Linked DNA regions of Homo sapiens: region 1 is linked to region 2. Evidence: chromatin contacts called from ENCODE Hi-C data. All regions are on one chromosome and are shown on one strand. The core of a region is the stretch at or near the end of the contact, and the rest is flanking DNA. Distances in the headings are between cores, read along the strand shown.

What was found. A loop is a pair of places that touch in the nucleus more often than their neighbours do. Pooled maps may share reads with other maps.
Region 1: a map of mammary epithelial cell shows a loop between it and region 2 (9-fold over the local background). The contact joins the enhancer-like site here to the promoter of GRIN2A in region 2. A Hi-C loop is called at or near these places in 1 of 168 maps with a recorded cell type or tissue (mammary epithelial cell), 5 of 37 single-sample maps with no recorded cell type and 5 of 50 pooled maps.

The regions. Positions count from the first base shown.
Region 1 is chr16:10,736,536-10,740,692 of GRCh38, reverse strand. No RefSeq gene overlaps it. Among named protein-coding and RNA genes, the nearest start is that of NUBP1, 5.2 kb to the left of the region's middle. RefSeq lists an enhancer at 2,936-2,985. Within about 2 kb of position 2,237, at least 28 of the 41 ENCODE cell types and tissues checked have a DNase peak (open chromatin) inside an H3K27ac peak, as active enhancers do.
Region 2 is chr16:10,180,946-10,185,022 of GRCh38, reverse strand. GRIN2A (glutamate ionotropic receptor NMDA type subunit 2A) reads left to right here and starts at 2,595. Exons shown (of 13, transcript NM_001134407.3): 1 at 2,595-3,146. RefSeq lists silencers at 3,328-3,387, 3,398-3,507.

The DNA.
Region 1 (4,157 bases), core at 988-3,487, 560 kb before region 2:
GCTGCACCCCTAGGTGGTAGGCTGGTAGCACACATGACCCCACTTCTCTCCCTGTCTGGATCTGTGCCCTTGGCTGCTGAACTTTGCAGTGCCCTCCCACGTGCGGGGAGGGGGTTCCATCCTACCCCTTGACTCTGTGCTCAGGCATGTGACTTACTTTAGCAAATGTGATTCAAGAAAAAGCTTGTAATGGGGCTTTTGCCTGTTTTAATCCCTCTCCAGCTCCCCTGCCACTTAAAGGTACACAGGCTAGGAGAAGGTCTGGGCTCGCCCATGGGAGGTGAAACACCTGGAACTGAGCTGAGCCACCCCTGTGCTCTCAGTGAAGGCCTCCTAAACCAGCGGCCCAAGACACATGAGAAGAGTCCAGCCAAGAGCTGCAGATCCACCCACCCAGACCCACAGATCCACCCATCCAGACCCACAGATCCACCCACCCAGACCCACAGATCCACCCATCCAGACCCACTGATCCACCCATCCAGACCCACAGATCCACCCATCCAGACCCACCGATCCACACATCCAGACACACAGATCCACCCATCCAGACCCACCGATCCACACATCCAGACCCACAGATCCACCCATCCAGACCCACAACTGGCCATAGATGCGTGAGTCCTGAAGAACCACCTGGCCAATGCACAGGCTGGTGAACTAGCTAAATGCTGGTGGTTTGACACTGTTGAGTTTGGGGTAGCTATAGACAACTGACACTCCATGCCTTCCAGCATCCCTCCTGCCTCAGCTCAGGCCCCCTCCTCCTCCTGGTCCTGCAACAGTGTCTGTTTCAGCCAGGATAGGCTAGTCTGCGCTGCCAAAACAGACATCCCCAAACTGAAGTGGCTCAAGGCAATCAAGTTTATTTTGGCATTTGCTCCATATGTAACTTCATGGACAGAGGTTCCTGCTCCCTGTGGTTCCTCAGGGACACAGACTGAAGCTCCACCGTCTCCTGTGGCCCCTTTTGAACACAGAGGACACAAGCCAGGGGAATTGTACCCTGATTCTGAAATGCTTCCACTAGAAATGACACCTATCTGCCCACTTTTCATTGGCTACAATTAGTCACACACGTCAGGTGCAGTGGCTCACACCTGTAATCCCAGCATTTTAGGAGGCCAAGGCAGGAGGATTGCTTGAGGCCAGGAGTTGGAGAACAGCATAGTGAGACCCTGTCTCTACAAAAAATTTAAAAATTAACTGGGCAAGGTGGTGCATGCCTGTAGTCCCAGCTACTTGGGAGGCCGAGGCAGGACGATTGCTGGAGTTGGAGGCTGCAATGAGCTGTTATCACAGTACTGCCCTCCAGCCTGGGCAGCAGAGTGACACCTTGTCTAAAAAAAAAAAAAAAAAAAAAAAAAAGGCCAGGCGCGATGGCTCACGCCTGTAATCCCAGCACTTTGGGAGGCCGAGGCGGGTGGATCACCAGGTCAGGTGTTCAAGACCAGTCTGGCCAACATAGCGAAACCCTGTCTCTACTAAAAATACACAAAAAATTAGCTGGGTGTGGTGGTGTGCGCCTATAATCCCAGCTACTCAGGAGGCTGAGGCAGGAGAATTGCATGAACCCGGGAGGCAGAGGTTGCAGTGAGCCAAGATTGTGCCACTGCACTCCAGCCTGAGTGACAGAATGAGACTCTGTCTCAGAAAAAAAAAAAAAAGGTTGGGCGTGATGACTCATGCCTGTAACCCAGCACTTTGGGAGGCCGAGGCGGTTGGATCACTAGAGGTCAGGAGTTCAAGACCAGCATGACTAATAGTGTGAAACTCCGTCTCTACTAAAAATACCAAAAATTAGCCAGGTACAGAGGCGCATGCCTGTAATCCCAGCTACTTGGGAGGCTGAGGCAAGAGAATTGCTTGAACCTGGGAGGCAGAGGTTGCAGTGACCCGAAATCACACCACTGCACTCCAGCCTGGGCAACAAGAGCAAAACTCTGTCGCAAAAAAAAAAAAAAGTCACATGGTCATGCCTAAAAAAGTATAGGAAGTACAGTTTTATATGACTGGAAGTGGAGGAAAACCAGATATCCAGGATCACAGTGATGTTTCCCACAGTTCCCTGAATTGTTTCTCAGTCTTAACATTCTTTCCCCATGAAAATCAGACCAAGTCACTCTGCTGCTCATAAACCGTCAGTGGCTCCCTATGGCCCACAGGATAAGGCCCAGTTTTCATATGGTGTTCAGTAGCCTGCATGACTCATTTTGACCCTTCCAGCCTGAGTGTCACTGAGAATATCGAGTCTATTCACTAAACAGCTGGCCTTTGCCTGGCACCCTAGTTCATTGCTGTCACTCACACAGGCCCTTCTGCCAGGAAAGGCCACTGCCTGTCTCTCGCCTATCTGGCTGTGGCCCAGTCCTCTGTGACAGGCCAAGTCTCAGCAGCATCTCCCCATGGAGGCCATTCCTGGCCTGCGGAACTGAACACACTGCGTTCCAGAAGTCTGAGCACGGTTTTCCATTCTAACAACTTCCGAAGTATGAATGCCATAAACTTAACAAAAATTAGCATTTGAAATTTTGTGTAATTTTCCTTTACACTTACTTAGTTCTGTGATTTTGAAAGACTAGATTTTAAATTTAAATTTAAATTTTTTTATTTCAGTTCCTCTGACTGAAGATGGTGAATAATGACTAAAAATGAAAGTTAAATTTACAAAGCTAAGTAAGTGCCAAGGATTTAAATAGACTTCAAAATAATTTTAAAAATAAATTAGTAAAACTATAGAGTCCGAAGATCAGGGTTGCTAGGAGTTCAGCGGGTGGGAGGGGATAAGGGGTAAACGGGAGCCCAGGGAACTTTTAGGGCAGGGAAGCTGCTCTGTGTGACTATGTAATGGTGGATGCATGTCATTATGCATTCGTCAAATCCCATAGAACGTACGACACCAAGAGTGAGGCCTAATATAAACCATGGGCTTTATTTAATAATAATGTGTCAATATTGGTTCATCAACTGTGACAAATGTACCACACTAATGCAAGATGTTAAAAATGGGGGAAACTGGGCAGGCGTGGTGCCTCATGCCTGTAATCTCAGCGCTTTGGGAGGCCGAGGTGGGTGGATCACCTGAGGTCATGAGTTTGAGACCGGCCTGGCAAACATGGTGAAACCCTGTATCTACTAAAAATATAAAAATTAGCCGGATGTGGTGGTGTGCGCCTGTAGTTCCAGCTACTCGGAAGGCTGCAAGGCAGGAAAATCGCTTGAGCCTGGCAGGCGATCTCACCACTGCCCTCCAGCCTGGGCAACACAGCGAGAATCTGCCTTACCAAAAAAAAAAAAAAGATTAGTGGATGAAACAAGACTAAAACCTGGTTACAGCGGCTAAAAATTTCAGCCAGACAGGGGCACTTTAAATATTCAAACAAGGTCAGCGAGCACCCTTAGAAAACACAGGAAGTGCCTGCGGTTCCTTAGTTATACCAGCAGGTGGAGCTCTCCCCCCACCTATGATCAAGGTACTCAGGCAATGGAAACAAAATTAAGTTTAGGTGTAGAAAATTTTCTGCTTCTTCCCTGGGATCCGGCAAATATAACAAGGGGCTATATACACACCAGGTGTTCAACACATAATTGAGTCGAAAAACAAGGCTCAGATGCATTATATAGAGAGAAACTGGAAAGGACGTGGATCCTTGAATGCCAGGTGTTCGCATTCAGGCTCCCTGTCTCAGTTTCCGTCTCTGAAAAATGTCAACAATAATATTCAAGGAATTATTGTTGGGAAGATTAAACAAGTTAATGAGTAAAACAGTTTTTTAGAGTGTCTGGCACTTTCAAGCCCTATATAGGTGTTAGTAATTATCAGTTTATTTCTTTTTTTAATGAGACAGAGTTTCGCTTTGTCTCCCAGGCTGGAGTGCAGTGGCACAATCTCGGCTCGCTGCAACCTCCGCCTCCCAGGTTCAAGCGATTCTCCTTCCTCAGCCTCCTGAGTAGCTGGGATTACAGGTGCCTGGCACCACGCCCGGCTAATTTTTGTATTTTTAGTAGAGACGGAGTTTCGCCGTGTTGGCCAGGCTGGTCTCGAATTCCTGACATCAGGTGATCCATCCGCCTTGGCCTCCCAAAGTGCTGGGATTACAGCCGTGAGCCACCACTCCCGGCCGGTTTATTTCTTAAGCTGCTTTGTTGAGGTATAC
Region 2 (4,077 bases), core at 1,346-3,845:
CAAGAGTGAGACCCTGTCAAAAAAACAAAACAAAACAAAACAAACAAACAAAAAAATAAAAAAACACCAAAAAACCTTCACAAATGAAACCCTTGAGAGATATGCATTTTATTGTCTATAATTTATAACTCATTTAAATAAAATGGCCTAACTTCCCCTTTAGACCCCAAGCCAGAGTCTTGCATGGGTGCCAAGGAGTGGCCTAATCAGTTCAGCCCAGCCATAGACTCAAGAAAGGAAACATTTTCCTGTTCCCTGCCTTATATTATACAATCCCCCATTTTAATTTACTTTCCAGCATTTCCCTCACGCTTTCTCTGTCTTTTGGATTAAAAAAAAAACAAAAACAAAAACCCAGGAAACCCAGCATAGAACAACCAGCTCAATAATGAATCCATTTGTCTCCACACACTGTGCCCCTCTCCTGTCTCCATTTCAGCAGCCACATCCACATTCTTGGAAGAAGTTCCCCTGCTTCCAGGCTACTTCAAGGTGCATGATGTTGATTGAGCATCTACTATGTGCCAGACCTTGTTGACCCCTTTATTAAGGCTACTTCCTTTTCTTTTCAAAATAATCCTGAGAAGTAGATGTTTTTACTGCCCCCCATTTCCAGATTAGTGATCAATAAAGGGAAGTAATATAATGTCCAAAAGTGATATTTTAGTTTGATCCAGGTGCCATAGCAAAACATCATCAACAGCAGAAGTTTATTTCTCTCACTTCTTGAGGCTGGGAGGTCCAAGATGAAGCAGCAGCAGACTCAGTATTTGGGGAGGGCCTAGTTCCTGTTCATAGGCCGATGCCTTCTTGATTAAGTCTCACTTGGTGGAAGGACCTAGCTGACTCTCTGGCATCTCTTTTATAAGACCACAAATCCCATTTTACTCTCATGAAGCCATGAAGTCACCTCCTAAAGTCCCCACCTCCTAATACCATCACCTTGGGAGTTAGGATTTTATCCTATGAATTTGGGGGTGGGAACACACACATTTAGACCGCAGCAGGTGACATTAGGTTAAGTGGAGGAGGCAGGGTTGGAACAGTCATTGCAAAACCTCTTAGAATTTAAGACCCCTTTCCTTCCAAGGCCTGAAAGGCAGACAGGCGTTGGAGATACAGGTGAATATAAAAGGGGCAGAGCTCCTCCCTTGACCATGTATTTCATGCCCAGTCGCTAGAATTCAAGTCAACCAAGCCCTCACACACCCGGGCCGTCCCATGTTCTCTGGCTCACCTCTTCTGGTAGCTTAGAAGTGGCAGCCTCAGGGAGGCTTCTGTTTGGTAGAACTTAGAAGGAAGCATGTGGGAAATGCAGATGTCTTTGCTTTTAGGATTCTGGCTCCCTGAGATCAGAGGAGTGGGTTCCCGTACGGGGGTGGCGAGGCACAGGGAGAAGCATTGGAGCAGACTCTGTGTGTGTGTGTGTGTGTGTGTGTGTGTGTGTGTGTGTGTCGGCGCGCCTGTGCGTGGAGGGGGATAACTGTACCCAGCGCGAGGCACTGGGGGAGGAGGAAGCGGTAGCAGAGATCTGAATAATTGATTCTTCAGCCGCACCAGACGCCCGGGAGCGGGCGGAGAGCGTGGTTCCAACACCACGGACAGCAGCGCGCGCCGCCGCAGGCGCCCCCGTCGCCAGCCAGCCACCTATCCTGGCCTTATTTGCCGCCGTGCGCTCTCGGAACGGGTGGCCGCGCTCCGCGTCGCCGCCGAGGGACTGCGGGGTCTGTCTCGACCCACCTAGGAGAGAGGCTGCGGGCAGGAGACGCTTTCGCCCGCCGGAGCTCGAAGCCTCTTGGGCTTGAGCGGGGGCTACTGCGTCTCGCCGGCTGAGAACAAGTCCCTAAGTTGGTGTGGAGGGCGCCGCTACCTTCCTTCTCCTCTTCCTCGGAGGCGACCGCAGCAGAAAGACGCCCCGGGAACCCGGCTTTGCCAGTGCTGTGAACCAGGGTGTCCAGGCGCTCACCGGACTCCCGCTGGGAAGTGGGGAGCCGAACGCCCGGCGCGGAGCTGGCCCAGCAGCGAAGGGCCCGGAGGGAGCTGCCTTTCCCCGCCCGCGCCTCTCTCGGCCGGGGACCGCGGGGATCCCCGGCCACACGCGAGCGCGCTCCCACACTCACACACACACTCGCCCTCAAACACACCAGCCCGGAGCTGGGTTGCGGAGAGGGTGCTCCGGCGCGCTCAGAGGACCGGGCAGTTGCCGTCCGGAGTGGGGCAGGAAGCGGAGCTAGGGATCTTGGAGGGGAGCTCCTAGGGCTTGGCCGGATCATGGGACCGGGTGAGCGCTGAGAATCGCGGCCGCAGCCATCAGCCCTGGAGATGACCAGGAGCGGCCACTGCTGAGAACTATGTGGAGAGAGGCTGCGGTGAGTGCTAGCGCGGGACGCCGGGCCTGGGAGGCCCCCTTGGGAAGGGGGGAGGTGGGAGGCCTGAAGAGGGAGGAAGCGGCAGGATCACAAGAGGGTCGCTGCGTGGGAAAGATCCACCTCCCTCGGGGAACCGGGACCGCGGGAGCCCGCGTCCTTCCCTCCCCCTCTCCTACTGCTGGCTCGTCACAAACTCAGCCAGCGCCCCCCCACCCTCGTTACCTCCTCTTTCTCTCCCTACCTCCCTCGCTCAGCAGCTCCCGGTCGCACAACTCCCAGCAGCCGGCGCTGGGGAGGTGGTAGGGGGTGCGGGTGGAGGTGCCCAGTTAGCTTCTCGTGGGTGGCCAACCTGGGGCTCCCATTCTCCTGTGCACCCTGGAGTGGAGCTCCCGCTATCAGCCACAGGGGCTGAGGATCCGCACTGGGGGCGTCGTGGGCATCGGGCTTCAGCTTCCCCCCTCTTGTCTAGCCCCCCTGGGCGCATAGGGGGGCTTGTGAGCACTGCAGACTGCAGCCTTCCCCTCAACCCTCCCTCCCCTCGTTGGTGGGCTGACCCTGCCTCTCCTTCTCTCCTCCGCCCCGTTAGAGCCCTGCTGCAGAGCCTCCGGCTGGGATAGCCGCCCCCCGTGGGGGCGATGCGGACAGCGCGGGACAGCCAGGGGAGCGCGCTGGGGCCGCAGCATGCGGGAACCCGCTAAACCCGGTGGCTGCTGAGGCGGCCGAGATGCTCGTGCGCGCAGCGCGCCCCACTGCATCCTCGACCTTCTCGGGCTACAGGTACGTCCCAGAGGGAGATCAGGGCTCCTTGGGCCGGGGAGGAGGGAGACTCGACCGGAGGGAGAGCGGGAGAGGGATCAGGCTAGAGAGGGAGAGGGAAAGCGGGAGGGAGCCCAGCGGCGAAGTGCAGGAGGGGCACCAGGGGGCGCTGCGGCTCCGCGCTCCGCGGCGCTTACCCAGGAACGTCGAGGCCTCTTGGAGTTCGCCTCAACTTCCCCCGGCTCCAGCAGCGTCCGTCCCGAGAGGCGCGCGTCAGGGCACGCGTGCACGACCGTGCTGGTATTTGCAGGTACGCAGGGCTGTGCACCTGCCGCAGTTCATGCGTGTGCACCACCTGAGGACATGTGAGGACTCCGGCTGGCCGTGGGCACCGCTACAGCAGTCTGAGGAAGTGCGCAGAAAAGCGCGCGTGCCTATGAGCGTGTGCGGCCCACTGCCCACGTGCACCTAGGACTTGGCAACAGCGCCCGCAGTAGAAAGGCTAGGGAGGGGCTGTACAGTCCACGTCCGTCTGGGAGCTTCTTGGGAGCCTACCTTTCCCCCTACGCACGTTCTTTGCCAGCTCCTACGCGCTGGCCCGCGGGGGGACGCGCCTACTCTCCAGAATTCAGCATTGCACACGGCGCGCGTGAGAGAGGGTGTGTGTGTGTGAACATGTGTGTGTGCGTGTGTGTGTGCACGTGTGTGTGCACGCGCGCGTGTAGGGGTGAAGGACTCTCCACGGCCCCTTGGCTCGAGGTGGGGCGAGCCCCAAGTTCCCCAGGCACAGCGGAGCCTGGGCCCACCAGGCAGCGTCCTCACTCCCAAGCACTTGGGGTGTACTCTGACTGAGAGGAGCCGGGTCTGTAGTTGGGGCTGGGCGTAGAGCAAAGTGTGTGGTGCACACGACGGGCTCGTAGGGGGCGGGGTCAGCCAACTAGCTGAGCTCTCA